Linked DNA regions of Mus musculus: region 2 is linked to region 1. The links are chromatin loops, found by intact Hi-C in ENCODE. Cell type or tissue: left cerebral cortex. All regions are shown on one strand. Each heading gives the region's core, and the rest is flanking DNA. Links, peaks and the distances in the headings are about the cores only. Region 1 overlaps Rapgef5 (Rap guanine nucleotide exchange factor (GEF) 5). Region 2 holds the start of Rapgef5 (Rap guanine nucleotide exchange factor (GEF) 5).

Evidence for each region. Peaks named below come from ENCODE experiments on the same cell type or tissue, not always from the same donor. Only the 100,000 strongest peaks of a DNase experiment are listed, where the experiment ranks them.
Region 2: a loop joins it to region 1, with 4 times the contacts of the local background. A loop is called at or near these places in 6 of 42 quality-filtered maps.

What each region holds. Positions count from the first base shown.
Region 1 is chr12:117,577,031-117,591,963 of GRCm38, forward strand. It overlaps Rapgef5 (Rap guanine nucleotide exchange factor (GEF) 5), which reads left to right. Exons shown (of 26, transcript NM_001373989.1): 3 at 591-697; 4 at 4,664-4,785; 5 at 7,013-7,181. Among named protein-coding and RNA genes, the nearest start is that of Rapgef5, 51 kb to the left of the region's middle. In left cerebral cortex, for the core only: a CTCF peak has its summit at 9,294 (motif pointing right); DNase peaks (open chromatin) are centred at 7,462 and 9,292; H3K27ac peaks cover 701 bases.
Region 2 is chr12:117,526,545-117,541,477 of GRCm38, forward strand. Rapgef5 (Rap guanine nucleotide exchange factor (GEF) 5) reads left to right here and starts at 7,384. Exons shown (of 26, transcript NM_001373989.1): 1 at 7,384-7,689. The coding sequence starts at 7,474. In left cerebral cortex, for the core only: a CTCF peak has its summit at 8,149; DNase peaks (open chromatin) are centred at 4,765, 6,850, 7,451, 8,101 and 4 more places; H3K4me3 peaks cover 2,761 bases; H3K27ac peaks cover 4,124 bases.

The DNA.
Region 1 (14,933 bases), core at 4,385-12,384:
TGAGAAGATTAAGGAAAGAAGTTAAATGAAATCTCTTTCTGAAAGATGGAATTGTGAAGTACTGTAGATCAAATCAGAACTTTGGAATTAGCTGTGAACTCTGAGGTTATGTGAAGCCTCAGGGCAGAGTAGCCTGCTGTGACATTGCACCATCTTTAAGTTATTCACTAAGTGTGGAAATATCTTCTGAGGACTTTTATATGCATGAATTACCAATATGGCCAAAGTAGTAGATTTGTTTGTGATTAATCTAAATAGATTAAATGATTCTTCAGTTTCCTGTAGTGATTGGAACACTATATTTAAGATAATGGATATTTTACACAGAAGTCTTTGTGTTTTAAAAGAATATTACAATTATAGTTAGGTAAAGTACTTTACATTTAGAAAAGTTATTATAGTCTAATAACCTAAGTAGACCATCAGCTAAAATAAAGTAAGGTAATTATAGGCCGGTAGTTTCATAGGCTAAAATGTGTCTGAAGCTCTGGGAATTGGTCATGCTACTTATATATAGCATGCTATTGGGAGTTCACAGACTGTCACATTATTGTTCTACATTCACAGGGATTGTTTGTCTTTTCTCTTAGATTTATGGAGAGAATTCTTCCTGTGCAGGAAGAGCATTAAGGAATATTATTATCCTTCAAGCAGCTGACCTGGTAAAGGACAGAGTGAATCTCAAGGGGTTTTACAGGTAACACAATTTCTTAACACCTTGTCAAGAAAACAGCCTGTGTTACAATTGTAACCTTGAGCATAGAGTAGCAGGCTGTCTCGGTATTAGCTGTCAGAGGGACAGATGTGTTTTCTCTGCTGAGGATCCTAAGGGTGCTTGCTTATGGTCATGATTAGGCTTCTGGGTCTAAAAGAATATGAAACTCCTTCCTAACTACATAGTCTCTCTCTCTCTCTCCCTGTCCCCTGCCGCCTCTCATTCTCCTGAGACATGGGTGCATGCTACACTGGGGACTTCAAGAAAAATAGGTCTCTCCATATTGGAGACATGGTCAAGTCTCTGGAAAGGTTCATAGGCAAAAAGAGCTGTTCAAATCCTCCAGGTGAGAAGGAGCCGCATCCCACTCTGCACTGTGAAATGAGAATGGCAATCTGGCTTCCTAAGCCAGTGAATAATAGAGGCACATCTGTATTGGAGAAACAAATAGTTTATGGCCAGTCTTAATAAATGGCTGCACCTACTACTGTGAGGTCATCTGAAGCATGTGTTTCACTCTTGTGGAATATTAAAGCAAAACAAAACAAAGGAAGATGGACTAACGCTGAATGATACCAAAAGAAAATTATAACAGTAAAACCAAGAGGAAAGGAAATGTTATTTATTGCTGCTTTTCTTAAAGAGATAACATTGAAATAGCAGAATTGGGACAGCACTCAGATATCACAAAAAGGAGGACATATTTATTCTACCAATAAAGGATGTTCCTTTTAGCTATAAAAATTTAACTTGTAAAAAAAATCAGTTTATTATTCCTGTTGTTTTCATTGGCCACGGGAAACAAATGTTTCCATTGAAAATATTTCATGATGGCCTGGATCCTGGGAATAGTGATTCCCAGATATTTGGGGTAAGAAGACTCTTGTCTGAGGTACAGTTTATACACAAAAATGCACAAGTCTTAAAGTATATTGCCTAATAAAGTTTCATTTACTATATACCTATGCAGTCATCATCTGTGTAACCATTATTAATATACAAAGGGTGTTTATGTTCTAAAAAGTTTCTTCATGCCTTTTAACAGTAACCAGTTTCTGCAAATGTTTTAATGTTTTATTAGCATGCATCATTTATACATAATAATGGGATTCATACTTGTACACAGTGAATTTCAGTCATTATTATCTCCACCTCTGCTGCTGTCTTATTATAGGCCCACTCATGTGCCCCTCTTCCTGTTTCCCACTAGCCTCTCTTCTATTGTCATGTCTTTTTGTTGGGGTGGTGGCAAGGTTACATGAGTGTAGTTGGGAGTTTGTTTCCAGGCACATTGGTACCTTACAAGTTCTTTATGGCACTGAAAGAAATGACTGCCCTTTTATTAATAAGTTTTTAGTGGAATTATAAAACCCCAGGAAGGTGTAGGGCCCTATGAACCCTACCTTCTTCATGACCAGGAGTTGAGAAGCCCAGTCTTATGGAGAACTTGGGTACATAATCACAGCTGCTGCCAGCTCAGTAGTACAACAGCCAGCTTCAGGAAGAGTCCATTTTGGCTTATGGTACCCATCATGTCAGAGGATAGATAGCAGCAGGTGAATGGGCAGGAAGCTGAGAGATCACATCTTAGCCACAAGCATGAAGCAGAGAGAACAAACAGGAAGGAAGGCGAGCTGATGAACTCCTGAAGCTCAGCCTCCACAATGTGCTTCCTCTAACAAGGCTGCACCTTCTAAAGCAGGGTCTGCATACCAGATATCTAGGTTACAATTTATAACAGTAGCAAATTATAGTTATGAAGTAGCAACAAGATAATTTTATGGTTGTGGGTCACCACAACACCAGGAACTATATATTAAAAGGCCACAGCACTAGGAAGGTTGAGAACTAGTGGTCTAAAATTTCTGTCACCTTATAAACAGTACCACCCCAGGGACCAAGTGTCCAAATATATGAGTCTACAGGAGACATTTTGCATTCAAACCTCTGCACACACACACACACACCCACACACACAGGTTGAAACTAAAAAAAAAAAAAAAAAAAAAAAAAAGTAAAAACATCAAGTACAGTGACACCCAACTCTTTAAAACTGACATTGTATATGGAAGTCTTCTTGTCTAGTTGTAGGCAAGCTCAGAGAATCCATGTTAGTTACAGAAGGCTACGCTAAAGTCTACCTTTGTTCTTAGGGTGTTTTTGTTTGTTTGTTTTAATTTGTTAGCAATCTCTGTGGGCACTGATTGAAATGGAGATCTAAGCAGGTCCATGGGAAAATGAACTATCCAATTTAGAATGTATTTAGGTTTTTATATGAACAGAGTTGGGAGGGAGTATGTATTTGTATGTCTTCTCCATTATAGTCCAAGGACTGACTAGTGTTCTAGGATTAAAGACAAATTACCAATAAGGTTGTCTGGGATGGAGCACTTAAACTGGTGGTAAATGGAGGCGATGTGTTCCCGTATGCTAGGTAAAAATCCACAATAAAAGCTTTGAAAAGTTTCTATTCAGTTTGTACTATAGAAAGAGCATGTTAGTTCCTGAGACCTTATTTCCTTTTATGTACATGAATCACTAAGCACTCCACTATATCATTTATGTTTTAAAGTTTACTGTCTGTGTTACCACAGACAGTTAGAAACCATAATGGGAAGAAAGGAAGAGGTCAAGAAAAAACAAAATTTCCACCCCAGAGATGGGTAAAATGTAGCTGTCCATGGACTCGCGCCGGTCTGTAGCTCATTACCTCCATATGTACACAGGACCACATGGGTCTATAGTTCATCACCTCTGTATGGAAGTACTACTGCCTGGCATCACAGCTCTGGTTATATCTCCGTGTACCACCAAAGCTTCTGGATGGAGTACAAGACTTAAATCACACTATGGCTAAGAACTACTGCCAGTATTTAGATCGCAGTGCTCCAATAACCTCAGCTTTTATCCTTTCCACTCCTCCCTGCCCCATAGATTTGAGCTTTAAACGGGATTGTTGTAGATCTGCTCAACAAGTCAGGGGATTAGAAAATAAATGCATAGCAGCTCATCTCATTTTATTTGCTTTAGAGATATTAAGGACAGAGTTTCTCGTTGTCCCTAATGGTTTTCCTGGTCAGATGGTTGGTAAGAGCAATTGCAAACATAATGATGTTTAGGGAGGGGCGGAAAGGGACCAGATACAATGAAATCAATATTATGTTGGGGAATGGTACCCAGTTTTCTGTTAAGGTTGTTATAGCAATTCTACACTTTAGCATATTTGTTCTAAGCCAGTGTTCCAAACAGAATGAACCCTTCCTAATGAGAAAGGAAAGTTAGAGGAATTTGGTCTTTGTGGTCACCAGCAACACCTAAAGGATTTGATAGGGGTGAGCGTCTAAGTTTCCAGATAGCTTTGACATATCAATATCTACACCTGACAGCACCCTTGTTTTTCCCTGAAACCACTGAGCATAGTGCTGTTGAAAGGCTCAGACTAGGAGACTTCCTCATGACCACCTGTGCTACCTCATGCAATGTGGAGGTTTGGTTTGTTGAGCAAATGTCTGCACACTTCCGTGTTCCAGGTGATATCAGACACACAGAAAAGGCTGTGGAGCCTCAGTGTTTTGAGAATGTGAAAAAAAAATGACAGTATTTAATCCATGGGCTAAAGTGCTTTCAAAACCCAAAGATGCTGCCTAATTGAAAGAAGCACTGAGAAATTAATTAACACTGTGATCCTTAACATGAAAGGTGTCCTATAGAATTAGAACTTCATATTGACTGTTTGGTCTAATTGCCACCTGTGTTCTCATTTAAAAGGACTATATATCTGGATGCTTATCATTATCTTAGCATTAACCTGAAGGTAGAGGAGAGGCAATGCCATTTTTTTCTTGGCTTGCTTACTTCAGAGACAGAGCGCTCATGAAAGGAATGGCATCTAACATCAATGTTTCGTTTTTGAAATTTCTCATTGCTTGTGGCTTTGCTTTGTTCCAGGAGAAGCTGTGTGGGGTCAGAGCTGGTCGACTGGCTCCTGGAACACTGTCCTTTTGTCCAGTGTAGATCTATGGCCATTGGAGTCTGGCAGCTCCTACTGGATATGGGGATTATGTCATCCGGTGAGTGTTCCTTACTTTGAGGACGCAGTCACTGTGTTGTTAAACTGCTAGACCAGACCGTACTTGACCTTCCGGAGAATGTCATAATCTGGATGGAAATTGTTTTTGAAGGCAGATTTTTTTACACAATTATTTTCTAAGTAAAAATGGCAGATCATTTTTTGATTCGTTTACTTTCCCCACACCCTCTGTGGAAATGATTAGGTACCTGTTGATTGCAGGCTTATACATGTAAAAGTCTCTTCCTTTCTCCCTGTCTACTCTGCTCATATTTTTGCCAATGAGATCTTTTGTTGCTTCAAATGAATGGCTTATTATGATGTATGCAATCATCAGAAACTGACTTATGAACCGTATGTGTTTGCCATTTTAATTAAATAACCATGAACATGTAGATATGTGAGCTGTGAAAGTAGCTGTTCAAACAGGCCAGAAAGTGATGTTTAAGTAGAAGGTCAGATAGATGGCGATCTCTCTCTTCTTAGTTGAACTAGGAGAATTGAAGGAGCAGAAACCAAACTATCTTTGTTTTTTATTTAATCTCGATTTCTCAGATGCTAGTTGATACTGTAGGGGGAATTTGCCTAATTGTTTCCAAATTGTTGCTTGGCTAAATAAAGATGTCAGCAGCTAATCCTGGGTTTAAAAGAGAAGGCGGGATTTCCAGGCAGGACAGGAAGAGAGCACAGGGTGTACAGAGGTTGGACGAGGCGGCAGGTGGAGGAGAAGCTGCAAACAAGTAGGTTTCTTCCCACTGATAGTTTGTAGCAACTGCGGAGGCCAAGGTGGATGGGGCAGGATATTCTATAGAGGATAAATATTGAGGTCAATTCCTGGTATCATTGTGAAAGAACAATATTGTGTGCAATTCTAGAAAGCACGCTTCTCTTTACCTGGTCTCCTTGCCCAGCACTCCTTGCAGGCTGCAGCCCTGCACGACTTAGCTCCGAGATCACACCGTATCTGGCTCCACTTCCATCCTGCCCATTCCCCCTCTGAGAATTCCTGGAGCTACCGCTCACGTTCCACAGACCATCCACCCCTGTGGCTGGCTCTGTGGCTTACCCAGCTCCCAAGCTAGCTCTCCAGGTTTCCGCTTGCTGCTTGCCTGGTGCAGCAATGGCTGCCTCACCCAGCTCCCTAGCTCCCTTTAGCCGGGTGGAAGGAAAACACTAGAGACCTTTATATTTTAAAACTGACCAGATAACTCAAAGGCTAGGTGAAGAATATCCTGCCCCATCCACCTTGGCCTCCGCAGTTGCTACAAACTATCAGTGCGGAGAGACCTGCTTGTCTGCAGCTTCTCCTCCTCCTGCCCCCTCGTCCAACACCCCCACCCCCACCCCCCACCCCCACCCCCAGTCCTCCCTGTGCTCTCTTCCTGTCCTGCCTGGAAATCCCGCCTTCTCTTTTAAACCTAGCGATTAGCTTCTGACATCTTTATTTAACCAAGCAATAATTAGGGAAACTCCCTCTACAGAACAATACAGAGGGGACATGGTTGTAGTCATCTTAGTCACTAATACCTTGCACCTTATTTAGAAAGTCAGTTAACTGTTTTTGGGGAGGGGAGCTTTTATTGGCTCATTGGCTAGCATTGGGTTTCTAGTTAGCCACACATTTCGTGTAAATGCCTTTTGGAAGCATCTCTAATGTTTGATTCCTTTAAGACAGGATTTCCCAACGATGACAGTATGGACGTTTTGAGCTAGACAACTCTTTGCTGTGGGGGGACTGTCCTGTACATACAGGATTTTTGCCAGCATCTGTTTCTTTTCCCTTTTTCGATGCCGGTAGCACACCCTTTTATTGTGACTACCAAAAAATGCCTCTAGACATCACCAATGGTCCCCTGAAGCAGGACCACAATCATCCCCAGTTGATAGCCACTGATCTTGCTAACTGAAACTTGCTATCGTGCTGTGTTTATGCGGCTTTGCCTGCCGCTCTCTTTGAAGCGATATTGATTTGGTCATCACCTGTCTGTGAAGCAGAAAACATAGCATATATGTGAATATATCAAAGTTCAAGCAGTGAAATTGACCAGCCAGTGCATCCTTTCATTTTGATTGGGCGTGTAAGCATGAATGAAGCTCAGATGTCTGAGTACAGCCTTGTCTATGGATTCTCCTTAATTATTGGACTTTTCGGTTTATTATCTGATTTATGACTCTAAACCACAACTTTTTTTTGTTTGTTTGTTTGTTTGTTTGTTTGCTTCGAACAGTGGACCAACATCTATACTTTCAAGATAATTATGTTTTCTACCAGTTTTCTTCGGATGAGTGCAGCTACTTGTACTGCGAATTTGAAAGAGAGGAAGAATGGCAGAAGGGAGTGAAGCTATTGCTGGAGCTTGTGCATCTCATTCCTGCAAGAGCTGGCATCTGTGACCTGTGAGTAGGTGCTGTTAGGTACCCCTGTAAGCTGCTCTTTCTTAGAGGAGATCTCCTTTGTCCTGGGACTGTGCTCTGTGCCTGCCTGCAGATCCCCACTTGTTTGAGTGGTAGGAACACTCTTTCCAAGTTCAGGGAGGTAAGACACACTGCAGAAGATGCCTTCTGGCTCCTACATGGCTCCATTGCTATTCTGATCCCAGGCATGCCTGTTCTACCAGCTGCACCACGATGCTTCTAATTCACTGCTAAATGAGTAGATGATCTAAATTAGGTCTAAACATATGACGGGGCCGAAGTTGGAATGAAATAATAACTCACATCTTAGGCACTGTCCAAGTCGTGACTGTGCTAAGGAGGAGTCCAACAGACATTTCTGAAAATAATCTAGAAGCCATGTTTGGCAAATCAAAACATGTGAATCATTATCACCTGAAGAGAGTGAATCACTGAATAGTTAAAATTAATTAGCAGAGGCTTCCTTGAGTCATGGTATGGGGATTAATGACATGCCTTGTTTATCCTTGGCAATAGTGAAGAGCTTATTTCAGAAAGGAGTTGCAGATTGAAATGTCAGCTGAATCACTAATAGAGTTCTTCAGGTATCAGCACACTGTCCCATACCGTTAACTCTTAAGACAAGTGAACGGCCCTTACTTTTCAGGTAGAGACTACAAATTCCAAGAGATGCACTCCTCCGACCACAGCAAACATAACTTTCTCTTATTAGCTAAAGTGATCCTATTGAATAGTTCATTCAGTCTTTTCACAAAGGAACATCTTATACTAGTGATACATTTCTGATAGGAAGGTTGGATGTTGAGCACATATTTCATGTCAGGCACTGCACTAAAAGAATGCCTTGCAGTTTTGGCTTCACTTCAGAAAGATTCTTTAAGACGGGCACTGTAAGTGAGGAAACCGAGGCACAGAAGTCAAGTGACCTGACCAAGGTCACACAGACAACAAGTGCTGTTTTAGTGGTTGAATTTACATTGGTCTAGCTTTATTACCTCGGCTTTCTACACCTGCTATGATGTGTTCTCAGAAGCTAGGGGATAATCCCAGCACCCCTTCTGAGAGTTGTAAGCACAAGTTATGAAAGTGTTAGAGGCCTGTGATTATGTCCTCACCACCGTAGGCAGAGGGCCATGCAATAGGAGTGTAGATTCCAGTGGCACTGAATTATGGCAACACAGTGGCCTTTATTTAATATGTTCCTTGTAGAGGTCATATGTATTCAAGAGAGGTCAAGGCACATTTCAGCAAATTCCAAGGCGATCTCTAAGAAGGATTGACATGCCCTTCTAATCAGACATAGCCATGGTGACTGACATTAACCTTGAGGGACTGCTATTCTCTGATAGGGTTCTTCTACCACTTCCTGTCTTTTATACATGGTAGAGGTGTAGAAATCCCTGGTTATGTTCAGATTAAAGAAGGGGCAGGAGGGTACTGAGTTATCTTGCCTCCCCCCAGATAGCAAGTTAGAACGTCTGTGGTTGAGATAGCCTTGTGTAATGTAACTCCTGAACCTGCCCTAATTTTTTAAAAAAATGCAAGTTATTTTAAAAATTCAAGCCTTAGTATCAATTCCAGATTGCTTGCAATCTTCTGTCATACTGATTACTGTGGATGCAAATGGCAGATCCTGGCTTGAGAATGGACTGTAGAATGCCACATTCGTCAGCAAGTTTCATCCATTTGGCCTGAACAGGAGTATTTGGTCACAGTCACTTACCGGTACAAATGGTCACTGGACACCCAAGGATCTGTTTATTCCTATAATAAGTACCATGCTTAGAAAAATAAAGTCACTAAGCCACCATTTTCTTCTGGAGAGCGAAGATAGAAGATATATATTCATCCTGTGCGCTATCCCACTTAGAACAAAGGATGGTCAAAGAAAAGATACCCAGGGACATTGTCCTCTTTCAGTTGAGTTGTACAACCTCCCCTGGTTCCTGCACATACTTTCATCTTAACTGACTTCAACCTGGATCCTTTGTTTTGGTCTTCAGCCCACACTGTTAGCCTCCCCTGCCAATGAGTGCTCTGCTTTGCTTCCTGTTTTGCCTGTTTTTCCCCCTGTAAGTTCTGCCCAGCCCTCCAGGGGGAGCCCACATCCTACCTTGCCTATGAAGTTTCTCTGATGTCCTTGGACTGTCTTAGGCTTGTGGTTGGTAAATCACTGCTATTACTGTTGGTAATTTAAAAAGGAAAACCCGTTCTTCTGTGCCTCTCTTAGCTTTATGTCCTTTCACTCTTATGACTTCTAACTGAAATGTCCTCTGAAGTCTTTTGATTCTTGTTTTCTATTTATGAGCTAAAAACTCCATCCTGTGGTGCTTTTAATAACCTTTTTGATATTTGAAAGCTATTAAGCTCTACCTACGCAATTCCACATTCGGCCCCCTAATTTGCCATCCTTTCTAAATGACTTTAAAATGATGCCAGAAAACCACTTAATGTCCCTGTATAAACACAAATCTGTTCTCTACAAATGTATTTTTAAAGAGGGAAAAAAATAATAAAGGGGATTTTATAATTTAAAAAAAGAATGTTGTCCACAGTGTCCCCAGCAGGAAGAGAGGTGGTGCTGTGCAAGCTTCTTGCCCTGTTTGAGGAAACAAATGTCCAACTCTCTGTGAAATAGTCTTTATTCCCCCCAAAAGAGATAATTTGAAAGGATTGAGTTGGTTGTCAGGGTACCGCAGGGAAAGAGGCCAGTTGTAGTACCGTATTCAAACAGAAGCCCAAATTAAGTTATCCAGAATGGACTTTTTCCTGACACTCTTTAAAAAAAAAAAAAAAAAAAAACCTATGGACAGGAGGAGAAGAGAATGAGTAAACTTTGAGAAATTAACAGTAACAAGAAAGACAACCTAGTAATTCCATCCTGACTTGTATGATGGTTCTTCCTGATAAGAACCTGATTGAGAGTCGATGCTTTTCAAAGCCAAGCCTGGCTCAGCTACAGTATGTTGCTTCTCTCCTCACAAGTTTGAAGAGGCTGGGCTCCAGTCTGTGCTTGACCCTTGAATACATAAAACCGTAGCCTTCCAGTTACAAGCAGGTAACATCCATGCTATTAAAAGGCTTGTTAAGGATTGCAAATGCTGGGGATACAGAGGACATGCAAAGAAAATTTTTATTTATTTATTTATTTATTTATTTATTTATTTATTTATTTTTGTTAAGGGACCTGGTGTGTGTTATCCACATGAATATTCATCCTCTTGGGTAGCTTATGAGTTCCTACCTTTGGTCTAATACAGTAAAGTTATTCAAATACAGTATCTGCTTCTTTCCCTGCTCTTTCAAAGAGTGCCCTGTGGGATGTGGTGGGTAGCTAGCATGGGGCCACTTTGAGGAGATGAAGTCTTTCCTGTCTGAGAGGAGGCTTTCTCCACTTAAAACTTCCTTGTGATGACTGCAAGCCTATTTACTGTGTTCCTAAATAAAGTGGTTGAGTTTCAGTCCTGATTAGCCTGGACAAATCAGCATCTTTGACCCTGTGACTCCTGTTCTTTTGAAAGTAGCCTTTGCACAAACTTCCTGGGACTTCTCTGACTGCATGGTATTTGTGTCCCAAAGGCTGTGCAGTTTGGGGCCTTGCTTGACCCTGAGAAGATGCCCTTCTGAAGACCAGTCAATTCATGGGGGCTAGTAAAGAATATGCCTGTACAAGACCTTTTAATATGTGGACCAAGCGGACCAATCAATGCAAATTCTGCAGGCCAGTCTCCCCTTCTGGGCTTGGGCTTTCCATCTGTCCTATGCACATCAGGGTCAAGTACTAGGCAAATGGGGGTAACCCTGTTCCTCAGAGTCAGGTAAACTATTTGAACTAACCATTCTTTTTTTGTTGTTTGTTATGGTTTTTTTTTTTGTTTGTTTGTTTTTCGAGACAGGGTTTCTCTGTGTAGCCCTGGCTGTCCTGGAACTCACTCTGTAGCCCAGGCTGGCCTCGAACTCAAAAATCCACCTACCTCTACCTCCCAAGTGCTGGGATTAAAGGCATGTGCCACAACTGCCCATCGAACTAGCCATTCTTTAGGCTGTTTAATCCTGCCTCATTGCTACTGCTTGTGGGAAACACAGAAAAAGGTGCTGGTCTATGTCTTCTCTCCTCACCTCTCCCTACCCTGCCCCTCGCTCCCCTACCCTACTCCTCACTCTCCTACCCTACTCCTCACTCTCCTACCCTACTCCTCACTCTCCTACCCTGCCCCTCACTCTCCTACCCTACTCCTCACTCTCCTACCCTGCCCCTCACTCTCCTACCCTACTCCTCACTCTCCTACCCTGCCCCTCACTCTCCTACCCTACTCCTCACTCTCCTACCCTACTCCTCACTCTCCTACCCTGCCCCTCACTCTCCTACCCTGCCCCTCACTCTTCTACCCTACTCCTCACTCCCCTACCCTGCCCCTCACTCCCCTACCCTGCCCCTCACTCCCCTACCCTGCCCCTCACTCCCCTACCCTGCCCCTCACTCCCCTACTCTGCCCCTCACTCCCCTACCCTGCCCCTCACTGCCCTACCCTGCCCCTCACTCCCCTACCCTGCCCCTCACTCCCCAACCCTGCCCCTCACTCCCCTACCCTACCCCTCACTCTCCTACCCTACCCCTCACTCTTCTACCCTGCCCATTACTCCACTACCCTGCCCCTCACTCCCCTACCCTGCCCCTCACTCCCCTACCCTGCCCCTCACTCTTCTACCCTGCCCCTCACTCTCCTACCCTGCCCCTCACTCTCCTACCCTGCCCCTCACTCTTCTACCCTACTCCTCACTCCCCTACCCTACCCCTAACTCCCCTACCCTGCCCCTCACTCTTCTACCCTGCCCCTCACTCTCCTACCCTGCCCCTCACTCTCCTACCCTGCCCCTCATTCTCCTACCCTGCCCCTCATTCTCCTACCCTGCCCCTCACTCTCCCACCCTGCCCCTTACTCTCCTACTCTGCCCCTCACTCTCCTACCCTGCCATAGTTTCTCCCTGACACATATAAACAGCACAGGAAATTCTCAATCCTGCCTAGTGTATGCTTCACAGCTCTGACCTGGGGGTTCAAGTTCAGCTCTGCCATTCATTCCTGTCCCAGATCTGCCCTTTGTACTTATGACTTATCCTAATTAGATTTTCAGAACATTTGGAGAGGAAAAAATACTGTCTGGGTAAACAAATACTTTTTGAGTAGTAAATTTTTTTCATGATTGAACTGGCATGTTTTGCACTTGGGTCATAGGTGAAGAAAGTTTCCATTTATCTCTTTAGACTGTTATCAGATCAGACTGGCCTTGGTCTTTGCCATTTCTCATTACTCTGGCAGCCATGTGTGGACGTTATTACGTATTTTCCTCAATTACATTTCCAATGCTATCCCAAAAGTCCCCCACACCCTCCCCCCCCCCCACTCCCCTACCCACCCATTCCCATTTTTTGGCCCTGGCGTTCCCCTGTACTGGGGCATATAAAGTTTGCCTGTCCAATGGGCATCTCTTTCCAGTGATGGCCGACTAGGCCATCTTTTGATAAATATGCAGCTAGAGTCGAACTTACAGGCGGTGGCCAGCGGTAGCCAGCGCCATCTTGTAATGGGTATGTGGCTTCCCACAGCCATGGAGTTGGGGAGTCCCCCAAAATCTCCATTGTCTTAGACAAGACTTATCCAGGTATAGGAACAGATTGCTCATCATTACCAGGCCACATCCACATTTGAAAGCAGTACAGGAATTGCAGGAAAATTTGATCCTTTGTGGCTGCTGTACCAGTATTTGAAGTAGTGGTAGGCATCTGCAAAATAAACTGTGAAAAAGATGTCCAAGGACACCAGATTTGAGTCAGCTTTCGATTGGTATCATCACTGTGTACTAGGGCCCAGGAAGCCCATGACAGCCACAGTTTATTGCTACTCAGAAATTTTCTTCTGTCAGCATAACTAGCTGGCTGACGATGGAAAAATAGTCTCTGAAGAAGTCAGCTTGTATTCATTATATTAAAAAAGAATCTCTTTTCTGTCTTAATTTCTTTTCCCATCGGTATTTGCTTTGTAAAATGAGCAGTTCTTACCACCACATCAGTGTTCTGTGTGTGGGACAGGAAGATTGAGACTTCATTGTTAGAGGAGCAAGTTGTGAGGATCTGTGGGGTGTTGTGTGTGTGTGCGCGCCGGTATATGTGTGTATGCATATGTGTGTATGTGTGTACATGTGTGTATGTCATGTGTTTGTGTTTATATGTGTGTGTGCATGTGTGTGTATGTATGTGAATTTGTGTTGTGTGTGCATTTATGTGTATGCATGTATATATGTATGTATGTATATTTGTGTTATGTGTGTGTGTGTGTATTTACGTGTGTGTGTGCATGTGAGTGGTGATGCTAATAACCACAGACTTTGTACAGATCAAACAGTGATGCCGTCTCCCTCGAATAGATTCAACCTTTATTAGTTATATGGTTCTGCACGAAAGATGGTTTTCGCTTTATCTGTGTGAGATAGGAAGCAATGTAAGGATTTTTGAGCACAGAAAAGCTTTTCTAGTTTGCTTTCTGTTGTGATAAAACGCTCTGACCCCAAGCAACTTGGAAGGAAGAGGCTTGGCTTATACTTCCAGGTCACAGTCCATCACTGAGGGAAGGCATGGCAGGAAATCAAGCAGGGACTAAAGCAGAAGCCGTGGAAGGACCCTGTGTACTAGCTTCCTCTTCAGCTCATGTTGACAGCTTTCTTATTCATTAGTCCAGTCTAGTGATGATGCAGCTGGATCCTCCCACATCAATCATCGATCCAGACAGTGTCTCAAAGGCACAGCCACTGGTCAGTCTGACCTGTGAATTGAGGTTCCCTCTTCTCATGTGACTCTAGGCATTGAGGACGAAGGCCATGCTCTAACTTACATGTTCTCAAGGCCACCCTGGCTTCATGGCCAGGATTACAGCAGTAATGATCAACATCGTGAGAGGTGAGAAGAATGCCTCGAAGGAAGAGACAGTGGCAGTACAGGATGGATATAGCATGTATATCTAGTGTACCTCAGTGTTGAAGGGACCGGAGGGTCAAGGATGATGTCTAACCAGAGACATAATGCTGCCATCAATTAAGATAGGGAACACTGTGGGAAGAGAGTATTGGGGTGTGATGTGTCTGTGTACATGTGTGTGTGTGTACACACATGTGTGTGTATGTGAGTGTGCAAGCATATGTGGGACAGGAAGATCGAGACTTCAGTGTTAGAGGAGCAAGTTGTGAGGATCTGTGGGGTGTCATGTGTGTGTGTGCAAGTATGTGTGTGTGTGCATGTGTGTATGTGTGTATATGTGTATGTATGTATATTTGTGTTGTGTGTGTCTGTGTATTTGTATATATGTGTGTGCATGTGTATTTGTATGTGTGTGCATGTGTATATTTGTGTGTATGAGTGTGTGTATGTGTGCATGTGTCTTGTATGTGTATGTCATGTGTGTTTGTGTGTGTATGTATGTCTGTGTGTGCACATGTGTATGTGCACGTGTGTGTGCATGTATGTATGCGTGTGTGTGGGTTGTGAACATGGGTATAATGTTTTCTGGTTACAAGGTCAAGGGACAAGGAACACAGACTTTGCCATCCTTGCATCCACATGGTAGAACTCTAAGGTATTATTAGATTTCACAGGCTTTTAAAAAGCCTCTGCCTCTGGAGCTCAGTGCATTCACTCCCTTGGAGAACTACTAGCTCTGCTTCTGTTGGAAAGCAGAGTCCT
Region 2 (14,933 bases), core at 4,480-12,479, 50 kb before region 1:
ACCAAAGCTAGGCACAGAATAAACCCCGAGCAAGCCTATCTTACAGACTCTTAGGAATTTTGTGTGACCTTAGTTGACTTACGAAGATCCTGATAAAAAGATATAAATTTGGGCCAGAGAACATTGGGAACAACAGGTCTTCAAGCACTTTATCTGGAAGAGACGGCAACATAGACCCGTTTCAATGTGTTAATAAGGGTTAGTTTTACATAAACTTTGTGATGTGGTAACAGTTCATTTGGTCAAGAATCCTACCTGGGTAGTCTTTTTTCACCACAGTGAAGAAACACTTGAACAAATCAACTCTAAGAAGGAAGGATTTGTTGTGAGTCATAATGACATGAATTCAGTAGACAGTTCCATTGTTTCTGGCTTTGGTGAGGCAGAATACTATAGTGAGAATCTCAAAAGTTAGAGAAGGCTAGCCTAATGGTGGCAGGGTCCAGGGAGGGGTGGGGGAAGGAGGATGACAGATGAAAGACAGGCAGACAGACAGCTGGAGGCTACCTCTGATTTGAGACTCTTTGTAAGAGCCCATGTAATATCCAACCTATCATTGGATCAACCCACTGATGAAATTATTTTCCTCAGGTTCCAGTCATTTCTCCATACTGTTGCTAGCTGGGAGCAAGACTTCAAAGCCACTTTTGATGGGAACACTTCCTATGCAAACCACGAGGGCAGATGACCACTGGTGACTGCCAGGTAAGCAGCTTATCCTGCAGGGAGATGCAGCCAGAACAGAAGTGCAGCAGGACGCTGTGAGATTTTATCAGGATGCTTGGTGCATAATTTGACATTTGAAAACAGCTTATTCTGGGATTTGCCATCTCATCTCTTCAGACCATGTAATTGCTGGTAACTGAAGCCATAGGAAATGAACTGAGAAGAAACAGGGCTACCGCACTATCACTAGCAGCTTTTTATTTTTCTGGAGCTGACAATCAAACCCCAGGCTTTGCATTTAAGTAAGTAAATGATCAACCTCTGAGCCACATTCTGAATCCATGGTTTATTAAGACAAGATTTCACTATATAGTGAGGCTGGCCTCACACTCACAATCCTCCTGCCTCAGCCTCTGGAGTGCAGAAGTTATAGAATGTACCACACCATGCCCAGGTTAGACTACTGTACTATTAAATTTGGGGAACCATGGGAGGTTAAGGCAGGAGGATTGAGGACTAGCTTGAGGCTAGCTTGGGCTACAGAGTTCAAGGCCATTCTGGGACACACACACACACACACACACACACACACACACACACACGTCTTATGCTTATTCCCTTTCCCTCCTAGCAGAAAGACAGGGCCACTGGGTGGTGCTTTGAAGTTTACAGTCTTACAGGCATTAACTCACTCAACCAGCAAAGAAAGTACACACAGAATGTACCAACACAGGAGCCATTTCTGTTAAACTCATCTTGGGGATTACTCTTTTAGTGTTTCATGCCTGGATCTCGCACCCTGTCTTGTTGGCTTCCCAGTGTTCAGCGTCTCCCTGTGCTAAGGCACTTTATATACTGATGCTAAAATCATCTTCCTTCCCTGCTGATCTGAACATGCCACCATCTGGAGTCCATTTATAGCCTCCAATCACCCTTGGGGGTAATGTATTTTCCCATAGCCTTAGCAAATCTCATTTGCCAAGACCTCTGTATTGCCTTCCTTAATTTAGGGCAGCAGCGTAGGTGAATGCCAGTGTGTCCAGGAGGAGAGACCCATCCCAGATGGGAACAATGAAGAAGGCTTTTCAGAGGAAGTGTTCTTTGGTGTGCAGAAGGATGCATAGATTTCCTTAGCTGGGGGGTAGGGGAGGGAGAGTAGGACAGGACTGGCCTAGATTTATTGCTGTCTGTTGGTTACATTAAGTCCTTCATTACTGTCTTGTCACGCTGGGCTTTTGATCATGCAGGATTTTTCTTCCCTGACTCTGAATGCCTAACTTAAGAAGTTCCCAGTGTGATAGCTATACAGTGTATGAAGAGGCACAGAGAGATTTTGTTTCAAGACCATCAGTACAAGGAGTAGAAGATGAACTCATATGGACACATATCCATCCTGGCACCTATCCCTATCAGGTGTTCTCTTTGACTGGAGCCACTGATGCAAATAGCACAAGGAAATGTTATCACCCCCTGGGGGGAGTATTTGCTTGAGGCATGGTTCGTGATATGCTATAAAAATAACAGGGCTGTACCACACAGGTTTGTCATGAGCAGTGTGAGGGCAGATAGTTCTATTTGTGATTCTTGAAAACCAAAATAAAGTAAGCCTAACATTTTAGATCTGAAACATGTTTCATTATTTTGCTACATTTCTCTCAATTGCATATTCATTCCATACAAATCACAAAAATAGCATGAGTATCAAGTACACACATGGTTCTCTCTGGCATTCTCGGTGAGGCAGTCTGGGAAATGAGTTTTGTGTGACATAATCTGTCTTCTGATCAGCTAGCTACTCAGCTCTGATCCTCAGAGAGGCCAGGCTCAGGTCTGTCTATTTTAGTCATTATATACTGGGATGTTGGCCGAGCTGAATAAAAAAGAGAAATTACGTGTTTATTTCTGAAAGCTGATACAACAATATAAAGGTATTTCAGTGAGGCACACTTCAGAGTTGGGTATGTAAGAGGGATTGTACTAGGAAGAGGGTACACCAACGTCCTGGCAGCTGTGACGGCCGAGGAGTCATGAGCCTGATGTGCATTGTGCCCAAGGACAAGCAGGTAGACAAGTAACAGTGAGACACAAAGGACGACCCGTGTATCCATGATGTTTTGGTATTTATGGTAATCATACAGGAGTATATAATTAAATGAAGAAAAGCCAGGGAATCACTATCCTGAATTTTATACAGCCAGGGATTCAGAGCCATCTGCGGAATGTTCTCTAAGGGCAACCTACCTGTGCACCTCCTGCCCCATCCAGCCATCATGACTTTGAATCTGACACAGCTCTCCAGTCTTCCTCATAAGCTCCCCAACCCCCATGCTCTCCTCTCATTATCTCGGTTTTCACTCCTGTGCCCTCTGACTTAGCCAGTATAGCTGCTGTATAAACTGAAGCCCACAGAACCTGCTTGCCCAACCTTCTGACTTCTCTAAATATGGTGCCAGTAAATTCTTGTTTGATTAGGTAATACATTCACAATGTATGTACACAAATGTACATATAAACACAATTATATGAAGAAAATATTCTACCTTTTCTTCCTTTTTGGCCAACTCCAATAACATTTTTCCCTTGGTGCTAGGGATTGGAGCTAGGGCTTTTCACTTACCAGGTAAGCACTGGGCTACTGTGTGTCCCTAGCCTTTGGCTTTTTGAGACAGAGTATAACAATATAATTCAGGCTGTCTTTGAATTTACACTCCTTCTATCTAATTGGCTGGCACTGAAGACATGACCCACCACACTAGGTAAAGACATTTTTATAGTTTCTTTATGCATAGACCTCCCTCCCCTCAAAGGAACATTTTCTCATTTTAATCACATTCTGTTTTGACCATGTGTTTGATCATCATAGTTACAAAATAAATACTCTATACTTAGGGATTAATACAATTTATTATTTTACCTCCCCATTCAGTGGTTGATGGTGCTCAGCTGGTAGCTCTTACTCAGGTTCCTCAAATTTGGTTGCCCTCAAATGCTGAAGACTAGCCTGGGCTGCACATCTCAAGTGGCTTATGGATAGTCGACATTTGATAATGCTGTTGAATGGGAATTCAGCTGCCAGAAACCTTCCACACTGGGTTTTTCTACATATCTACGATGGCCCCTTAAAACAAGGCAGTTGGCTTCTGAGTGAGCACATTCTACCAACAAGCGTTCTGAGATAGCAGGAAATGGAATCTGCCAGGCCAAATTAAGGGCTATTTACAGATCTAGTGAAATCATCCCCATGTAAACATTGGGACAAAGCCTTCCCAAGCCTGTTCAAATGCAAGGAAGTAGAGTCCCAGACCCAAGTCTTCAAGGTCCCATTATAGACTTTGGGCCATGGTCATCTTCCCAGAGTGTGGTCTGCAGCACTGTGAGAAGCCATTTTGTACCCTCTTTCCTGCCTCTTGTCTCATCTAACATCTCAGTCAGTTTTGCCCCACTCTTGCAGCAGTTCAGCCCTCATGACATTGCAGATAGTTCACTGTCAGGGTCATTTTCCAGCTCTCCAATTTCTCTTCACTACAAAAAGCCTGTCTAATTTGTGGCTTCTCACGACAGGCATTTCCACAAGTGTAGCCTTGATGATGCCATTTCCATTCGTAAAAAATCATCAGCTCTGGTTCCTTAGACTTCAGGCTGGCTAGTGGTCTTGTTAGAGTGCTGCGGGGTTTGTACATGCAGGACCCATAGTCTTTAAGCTTTCAATAATACAACGCCAGGATAATTTTACTTAAACCCAGGTGAAGCCTTATTTGAAAAACTGAGTTTGCATACATGAAAGCATTCACTTATTCAATGACTGTGGTCGACTGCTAAAATACTAAACAAAAGAAAAAAAATCTGCTCTCACAGGGTGTATTTCTAGTTTCAGAGAGGCAGCAAGAGACTAAGTCTGTACAGTATATAGAATGATTATGTAGAATGTTGGAAGGCAACAAGCTCTGTGAAAGGCTTGGGAAGGGCTGTGGTTTTATATCACACGGTCATAAAATGCTTCCTTGAAATGGTGACATTTGAATGTAAGAAATGGAATGGTCTGGGCGAGAGAAATCTCTAGGATGTGCCATATTGGATAGCCAGTGGCCATATGCTGCTGTCTAAATTTATATAATTTAAATTAAATAAAGTTAAAAACCTAGTTCTTCAGTCACACTTGCCACATTTCAAGTGCTCAGCAGCCACAAGTTTCAAAAGGCTGGAAAAAAAAATCCCTAGAATATTCCTTTCAGGATGCAAGCGCTGTAGCATAGCATTACAGAAGGGTGGTACTCCGGGCAAAAGGCAAGGAGAGGGTGCTGGGGTGGGCTTGTCTGAAAGGAGTGGTGTGAATTTTCTACTAACAGATTCCTGCTCTTTCTGATATATCGTGTGTGTGTGTGTGTGTGTGTGCAAATGCACGTGTGTAGGTGAATATCCTTATGTGTGTGCATGCATGTGGAGGCCAACCCTGGCTGCCAGTTCTCAGGTTCTTTTCATACTTGGATTTTTTTTTTTGTTGTTGTTGTTGTTTTTAAATATAGAGTCTCCTACTTGCCTGAGCTTACCCCTTTAGATAAGGCTAGCTGGCCATCAATTCCCCAGGGGTCTACCTGTCTTTACCTCTCCAGCCCTGGGATCAAAAGAGGTGACACTAATTATGCCCTGCTTCCTTATTCTTGTTTGCTTGTTTGTTTGGTTGGTTTTGAACATAGTTTCTTAGGATCTAACTTGGGTCCTTGGACTTGCAAGGCAATCAATCACCTTAGCAGACAAACTACCTTCCTGGTTCCCACCTGCTTACTTTTATGCTAAGTATGTGTGGCCTTTATTATTTATTACTTTAACCTAAATAGACTTTTCAAAAGTCCTTATTGATGTTGTGCCTTAGATACATGGCATGGCCGATTCTATAGACTCTATGGTGTAAGTTTCAAACTCCTAAATCTTATATTGAAAACTGTGAATCTGTGAATCTGTGAATCTAGGATTACAGTGCAAGCCTGTAATCCTAGCACTTGGAAGACAAAGAAGGGGTGCCAAAAGTTCAACGTGATCCTCGGCTACATACGGTGCTCAGGTCGGCCTGGGCTACAGGAGACTCAAAAAAAAAAAAAAAAACAAAAACAAAAACAAAAACAAAAACAAACAAAAAGCCAAAGGAAAAAAAGCTGCTTGAACATGTGTGAAGACCGAGAATGTCAACTAGGAGACAGAACATATGCGATCTCTTCTGTAGCGGAGTGAAGTCATAGATAATTCAAATGTTACTTCTCAGGGATGATATGACTGGCAGAAGGCCCCACAGATCAGAATGTTAACTAGGAGTGTCCTGGGAACTCCTTGGAACCAAGTACCAACCCCTTAGCTGGCACATTTTAACCTAAAAATCAAGAGACTGATGTTAGAGATACAGATGTAGAGTTTCATTCTTGGATAAATCTGCATCACAGACATTTGGAAACCATAACAGACTATAGAGCTCATTACTGACTCCTTCTCAATAAATGTACATAGGTTAAGGGGACAAAATGTAAGTCTTCTGCAGTAAGCGGACAACACAAATTCTATTTCCCCCGACTTCTTCATTATGACATCACCCTTCTCTAACAGGACATAGCCTCCAGGTCCAAAGGCTCCCTCTGGCCCTATGTGAGCCACCTAAGAGTTTGAAATCACAATTTCAAATCTCCTTGAAGGGCTCTAAGCTTTAAGACATTGTGTAAATTTCTTGGCCTGGCTTAGGTTGCTCTTCCCAGGAGGTTTTAGTATTTACATTCACTTGATAATTAGCAAGAGTTTAGGGACTACCTGATTTCCTCTTAGTATTTATCTACATCAGGCTGAATTTCCCTTTTCTTAAGGGCAAGATCTCCACTCTCCCTACTCGGCCACATTTCCCGTGTGCACTTGGCCAAACATCTGCTGTGTGAGATAGTAACCTTGTCAAGGATCCTTACTTGTCATTTTAAAGGTTTTTCAGATCTTTGGCGGTCATAGGTAAAGAGTGGGTCTCAGCGTCCTAGTGCTGAGGGGTTAAAGGCCTTGTTGAAGATTCACAACCCCTTGGAGTTGAAGGCCTTCCTGGAATGGTTTCCACTGAGCACTCCACAATTCCTACCTCCTGGAATTGTATAAGCAGTGATTCATGCTGCGCTAAGCCTTTACAGTTTACCAAGCACATTCACCAGACACAGAAGGCTTCCAGGGAGGTCAGGTTCCAACATGTCAACAGAGATTCATCTTCGGGCCACCAGACTTGCACCTATTTTACTAAGCACCCATCAAACCCAACTAGTTTTCTCCGCTCCCCCTTTTATGAGGAGCGCGCCTACCGACCACTGAGTGGGCAATGTTGTCCCAAGAAACCAATTCTGAACATTTTCTAGGATACCGACTGTGCTGTGGGGCTAGGCTAAGCGCCGGAGGGAGGAAGACCTCTGAGCCTTCTGGGTCGCAGTCCAGGCCACTCCTGGCTGGAGCAAAGGGACTTTTTAGACTCGGGGGAATGGGTCCGGGAGGAGGTTTTTGGGAATGGCGCACCTATGCAGGCTCAGAGCACTCGCCGCTCCAGGGCCCCTTCCGCGGGCGGTGGGAGTGTCTCAGCCGTCCGGAGGTGAGCGGCGGGGCGGGGCGGGGAGCACCTGGGCGGGGCCGGGGCGGTGCGCGGGGCCGAGGCTCCCAGCCGGGCGCGCGCCAATGGGCAGCGGCTGGCAGCGCGTCCCGCGCCTGAGCCGCAGTCGCGCCCTCTCGCTGCCTGGCGAAGGCGCGGAGGCGAGCGCGGAGGAGAGCAGCCGCGGGCGCCGCCGCAACCGTCAGGGCATCAGGATGGCGGTGGGCTCTGTCAAGATGCAGCCGCCTTGCGAGAGTCCGGCCCTGGCCTCGGCGGCCCCGGCCGATGGCCCTCTGCGCCGCAGCCCGAGCGCCCGGGAGCCGGAGCGCGAGCCGCCCGCCGCGTCTCTGCGGCCGCGCCTCAGGGACCTGCCTGCGCTGCTGCGGAGCGGGCTCACGCTGCGGAGGAAGCGGAGCGCCGCCGGCGCCCGGGTGAGTGGCCCGGGCGCGCACGTGGAGCCCTCGACTGCCCCGCGGGCCCGCCACGCCGTGGCTGGAAGTTGGGGAGGTGGCGGGACTCCGCTGGAGCGGGGCCTGGGACGTCGGGGTTAGGGGGCGCCCCTCGGGCTGCGACGGCCACCCTTCCCCCTAGATGCACCTGAGCGCACCCGGGCGCCGGGGCATCGCAGGAAGAAGGGCTGTTTGCTGCTTTCTGTGGGGAAGCTGCAGGTGTCCGGTGACTGAGTCAACCAGCCCCGTCTCACAGAAAGTCTTAGGCCTCCCGCAGGTCCTGTTTGCAGGTGGCCTGCGACGTGCGTGCTTGTTTTGGAAGACTCAGCAGTGTCTGGGCGTCGGGACTGCCCTGGCAGCCGCCACTGCTGAGGGGGAGACTTAGGAGTTGGAAGAGCTTGGGTGAGCTGCTAGCGCTGGGAGCACTCAGTACTCCGGGACGCCCCCTAGAGCGGGAGAGGGTCGGACCCCCGGGAATCTCAAATATCGACTTTCTGATGGTGTGTTCAGATATGACTTCCTGGTGAAGGAGCATTCCTTGTGTTGTAAGTGCATCTCACGACCTGAGCAGGCCAGACATGTTTTTTATGTTAAAAGGAGGGCCTGCTTGTCATCCTGGTGATCCTCAAGCCACTCAAGAAAGCCCCAGTAAGCTCTCACTGACTTCCTTCCTACTCAGCAGAGCTTGGGAATACCTTGGTACATCCTACTCATACTTTTTTTAAAAATTATTTTTTGATTATTATGTAGTATTTACTGAAAAATCGTAACAATGGTGTGATTTTTTTTTTTTTTGACTAGAAGTCTTAGTTATATGTCATGAAAGGAGACAGTAGTTGGAGACTCACAGCTCCTGTGATGTTATTGGCTTGCGGAAACCTAAGGGCTGAGGAAGCATTTGTTCTGTCGTGGCTTCCTATAGATGGGCAAGGATCTGAATTGCTACAGTTCTTGTTCTCCAGGCTGTGTTTTCCCTTTCCTAGGTATTTTCTTCTTCGGTGCTACCTTAAAGGATTGTTCTTAGGATTCTCTCATGCAATTAGATAATTTTTAAGTCAGCCACCAGGAAAGTTTTAGAATTGCCCACACAGTAATCATGGTTTTTTAATTCACGTTACATTCCGCTCACTGCCCCCCCACTTCCGGTCACCTCCTCCTACAACACTTCGCCCCTCTCCTTCTCTGAGTGGGTGGGCTCCCCTGGTTTTTTTCCCTACCCTGGCACATCAAGACTGCAGAGCTAGGCACGTCCTCTCCCACTGAGGCCAGACAAGGCAGTCCAGCTAGAAGAATATAGCCCACAGACTGGAAACACTTTTTGGGATAACCCCCTCTCCAGTTGTTTGGGACCCATGTGAAGACCAAGTTGCACATCTGTTCCATATGTGTAGGGAGGCCTAGGTCCAGCCTGTGTGTGTTCTCTGGCTGATGGTTCAGTCTCTTGAGAGCCTCAAGGATCCAGGCTAGTTGACTCTCTTGGTCTTCCTGTGGAGTTCCTAACCCCTTCGGGACCTCAGTCCTTTCCCCTACTCTTCCATAAGAATCCCTAACTCCATCCACTCCACACAGTAATCTTGATGTGTGGTGTATAGGATTGCTTACAAAGAAAGGCAGGAAGTGTGTCCTCAAGATAGGGTGGCTAAATAAACACAAGACCCAGAATTATAGACTTTGCAAGAATCTAGGAGAAAGTAGGTCAAATTGTGTTCCTATTATCCTTGACAGTTACTTTTCCACGGCACAGAATGCTGAAGACATGGGCAGCCGGGAAGTCTGTGACAGGAATTGTCCACAGATCCATCTGCAGCATTCATCTACACAGGGACTCTAGTTTCTTGCTGCCTGGGATGATGATGTTTGCCCTGTCAATATGCAGACTGGCCCTAACTTTCAAACTACTCTGTATATGGGCTCTTCAAACAAGCTACTTTACTAATTCTTCTTCAGTCACACTACATTGTATTAGTTCTTTAAGAGCTTAAATGCATGTCTCTCTTAAAAGATTGAGTGTCAAGTTTTTCACTGTTGGGAAACTCCCACTTTTATCAGTTTCTCCCTCCTTCTGCTTCAGGGGAGACTATTTTAGTTTGCTTTCTGTTGCTGTGATAAAACACCATAAACAAAAGCATGGGAAGAAAGGTTTATTTCATCTTATAGCTTACAGTTTATCAACTGTAAAAAAGTGAAACTTGGGGGAGGAACTCAAGACAGGAACCTGGAGTCAGGAACTGAAGCGGAGGCCATGGAGGAGTGTTGCTTACTGGATTGCTCACCATGGCTTCCTCAGCCTGCCCAGGGGTGTCACTATTGAGAGTAGGCAGCATCCACCCACATCAATCAGCAAATCAAGAAAATGCCCTACAGACTTGCCTACAGGCCATCTGATTGAGGTCTTTTCTCAGTTGAGAGTCCCAGATAACTATAGCTTGGTTGTCCTGTTGAAAAACACTAACTAGAGCAACTACTGTTGCGATTTTTGTAACCCTCATTGTCAAAGGGGTAGGAAGGAGTTTGAAAGAAGGGAAACAAAGTAAAATCATGTGCTCTGTGTCATGCAGCTTGAGACACTGTAACACAATACCCTAAACTTGATGGCCTGAAGAGATGTTTATTTTCTCACAGTTATGAAATCTGGCAAACCCAAGCTCTGTTCAGGCTAGTTTTGTTTCTGTACAGGGCATTGTCTGCCTTGCAGGGGCCCATTTTTCCTCTACCCATTCTTATGGCTTTTCTTCAGCAGGGTCAAAGACAATCTTGTCCTCTTTTTATAAAGCCACTAATCTTACCATGAGGCCCTCACCCTCACAACCAAATACAATCTAAATACTGCCAAAGATTTCCATCACAGTATTCCACACCCCCCCCCCAATTTCCATATGTCATCACAGTAAGGGTTTGAGCTTCAACTTAAGAATAGTATGGATGATGTAAATGTCCATAAGAAGGGGTTTGAGAGGAAGAGAGAAATAGTAAAATATATCCCAGGCTGATTGGCAGGTGATGAACATCTGATATTAACTGGGTAGTCCCCTTGATTGGGACACTGATATTAATGTAATGGCAGCATGACTCAGAGACTCAATGAAAACTGTGAGGCCGTACCTACGGATTTGAGCTGAGTGATCTCTGTTCATAGAAGTTCACTCGGCACAAAGCAGCTCTGAGTATTGCACTGTTGGTGAAGAGGTTGAATCATACCAAAATCTGACCTAGTAGTTCCTATGCTGTTGTCCATGTTGTCTGAGACTCCCACAGTTTGAGACCATCCAACATCAACTCAGCTCTCTATGGACTGTGTTGTTCAGCCCAGTACCTTACAGAGTGTCTCTTTCTGGGACAAGTTAACCTGTCATTTGGTTAATACAGCACACTTCCTTGGTTCCCTGGTTCCTCTGTTCTGTTGTTTCTAATGGTATTGAATTCACTGTGCATACTCATTGAGAAGACTGCACCTCCTTTGGACAAGAAAAGCAAAAGCTAAGGTTTGCATTGTAGGAAGACTTGCTACTTTTTACTACGGCTACATTTTGCTATGGAAACATTTTTAAACATCAATGGCAACACCAGGTATTCTGGAATCCCATTATACCAAATCTTGTTTCATTTGTGGTAAGGGATGGGATGGGGAGGGGGTTGTTTCTGGTATAATTTAAAGCAACCTCTGAGTTACTTCATAAAAATTGCATCTGACACCTCTGATAAGGACCTTACAGCCACCAGCACCCTCCTCTGTGCCAGCATGGTAGCTTATGGCTGTATCTAGAACACAAGTCTGTCAAAATTGCAAGCTTTGGCTACAGAGTGAGCTCTGCACTCCTATTTAAAATAAAACAAGTCAAACAAATAAACAAAACAAAGCACTTGTGACTTTTTCGTTCCTAAGACAGTTAACATTTCTTAGCACAGTTCCTACATGCAAATCCTCCTGAAGATGCCTGTCTAGCTGTTATTATTAGAATCAGAAACTAAGAGTGCCACATGTTGATTTTGATTCTTGAACTTTTAAGTCCGTTTTATTTTATAACAGACTCCACCCTCTTTTTTTTAATGATATTGATTTGCAAGACAAATTGGATCCTTAGTCCAGGACTCTGTCCTACTTTCTGGGTGTTAGTTAACCCATTCTTCCATCCCTATAACCTGACAATTCCATACGGAGGCTGGACTGGATTCAAAAGCACATACCGTTTTTGAGTAGTACTGTGCTAGGTGTCCCTGTCATTTTGTGGTGCTGATAGGTCAGGATTCTTCCGGAGTAGTGAGGACTGACTGATTGACGCAGATGATGTCACTTTCCCTTCTACCTTTCACCTGATGGTTTTAGTTTCTTAATTCCTGAAGTCATCTTCATTAGGGAGTGCAAATACATCGACAGTCTGAATACATCATTCCTGTTGCACCTATTATTTGGAACAGTGTTCGTAAGTGCATTCTACCAGGAATTATTTGGATTTTCCAGCATTCAGGCTGCATAGGAAAGAAGGGGGGAATCCTGTTTTCCCCATGTATCATTTTTCATAGTAATGCTTTAATTACTAACAGCCTTCATGAATAGCCAGAGTTGTTCTTTTCTTAAGATAACCACAGTTGTTCTTTTCTTAGTGTCATCAGGAATTAATGCATTTGTTCCAGTCTGTTGTGGCAAATTCTCTCTTGAGCGTGTGTCCTCTTCTCCCCCATACTTAGCATATGGTCTCAGTAGACTAGAAGCCTTTATACTTTCTGATTTATCATGTCCATTTTCGCCCTCACATTTGAAACTGCCCATCTGTCTAAGGATCACAAATCTTTTAAAAAATGTATTAGCAAAAATAGTTTATTTCTCGAATGTTTTGCTTCTTTTAGTGTCTATCTCTTTCCCCCCTTGGTCTTGGCCTTCTACCTTAATTTTTGAAATTCTTTAAAGATATTTCTAACCAGGCTATTTCCAAAATTGATGGTGTAGAATAGGTGTTGATGACCACTCCATCTTTCTCTATATGCTGTCAGATGCTGGGAGTGACATATTTTGGGTTTTACTACTGGCATGTTTCCTCTTAGACTCTGGGATGCTCTTCTTTATCTCAAAGTGCTTTATTTACAGTAGGTAGCTGATTCAGTTGTTCACAGTGGACAACAATGTCTGCTAGTGATGCTCAGCCATTGGCTTCATCATGGTTCTCTAGTGATGCTCAGCCATTAGCTTTCACAGTAGATGTTTGCCCATTGTCTTCTAGTGATGGACTTTTCACCATGGTCCTGTAGAGATGCTCTGCTTATTATGGTCCTTTAGTGATGCTCAGCCATTGACTTCATCATGGTCCTGTAGTGATGCTCAGCCATTGGCTTTCCCAACGGATGCTTCCCCATGGTCCTCTTGTGATGCTCAGTGACTGGCTTTCACAATGGAGTCTTCACCATAGTCCTATAGTTATGCTTAGCTTACTATAGTCCTCTAGAGATGCTCACCCTTTGACTTTCTCTTCAGGTGGGTGGCTTACTTTCCTTCTGTGACTCCTTTTACTTACTGCACTTCACTAGCTGGTGGCCCTGTGGCAGATGCAGAATAGAAGAACAAAAACTAGAAAGGACCACTGGTATCCACCCCACCTCCCATTTTAAATTGAGGGATCAGGTCAGCCTGGGACTCACTGTGTCTCACAGCTTGGTCTTGAACATGTAGCATCTTCCTACTTCAGCTTCCCAAATGCTGAGAGTGCAGGCATGAGCAATCTTACTGAGATGACATAAACAGAGTGACCCTTTTACTCTGTCCAAACTGGAACACCATGGGTGTGACTCAATATCCACCTCTGCCAGAAACTTGTCTCCACTATTGAGAAATATACGCTACTCCATACTACACCAGTATGTTCATTTAATACTTGTTTTAAACATATGCCTTATAAGCTGAAAACATGATTTGTTCTTTGTACTTATATTAAACTCAGAGACTCATGTATCATGTATATACCTATGGCAGAGACTTCATTCAGCTCTTGCAACAGGCTTGTAAATTAGATGTGGCTATGTGCATTCCATAGATGTGAAAACTGAAACACGGAGGTGGCTTGCCCAAGATCTCAGATTGTGTAGGTGGGAAAAGGGAGGGAAGTTTGAATCCAGGCAAGTCAGGCCCCATAGGACATAGTTTTGAGTAGACTGTCTAGCTCTCTAGTACAGAAAGTACAAAGGCTCTGTAAACTGCTATAGCTTCTGGGACTTGCTGGTAGCACCTTGCTACTCTGAGACTGCTCAACAAATTGGTACAAAGCCAGACTAACTTTTCTTTCAATTTAGCACAAACAGGCTCTCCCTGACCTATTTGGGTATGGGCCAGGGAAAGTGGGGGAAACATTACGGGTATGAGTGAATGGTAACTAATACTTGCCAGAATTAAAAATAGCTGTCAGAATGTTCTGAACAAAGAAGAAAAAAAAAATCACCAGCCTCACCTCCATAATAAAGGTCAACCTTGTGCCTCGTGCATTGGCCAGCTTACTTCTTTGTCTGTTCATGGTATCCTGTAAGAAAACCAAACCATTAATGGAGGCTTGTAGGCAAGGTGAGTCAGAGCAGACAAGAAGAAAATGTGATGAACTTCCCTGAGAACCATGACATCCTTGCATCTGCTTGCTGACAGATTGCTAGCTCGACCCAGTATTTTAAAACTCTGTTAACCATAGCTTCACATAAAGTTAAGTGTGGTCCCCATTATCCAAGGGACTCTGGTACTAGGACCTCTCATAGGTACCAATTGCTGATGCTCATCTCCCTTATATAAAATGGAACAGTGCTCGCACATAACCTACACACATAACTTTGTCATCTAGATTGCTTATGAGATCCAATATGATGCTAATGCTTTGCCAGTAGTTTTTTTGTTGTATTTTAGAAACTCATGTCAAGGAAGAAAAAAGTTTGTATGTGTGGGCCCTCCCATTCCCCAACTATTTTTAATTTGTGGTTGGTAATTTTGCAGAGGCCAGCCCCATGGAAACAAAGAATCAATTTTAACATTCTGTAGTAACAGCTTGTCATAGTGGTTCACATCTATAATCCCAGTGCTTGCCATGCTAAGACAGGAAGACTGCAGAGGCCTTCCTAGGCTACATAGCACCGGGCTAGCTTGAGCTACTGTGAGACCTCATCTCAGAAACAATAAGAACAAAACCCACCACTACCACATTAAAATCCTCTATGGTTGTCACTCCCAAAAGTACTTATTTGGGAAGGAAGGAAACTGT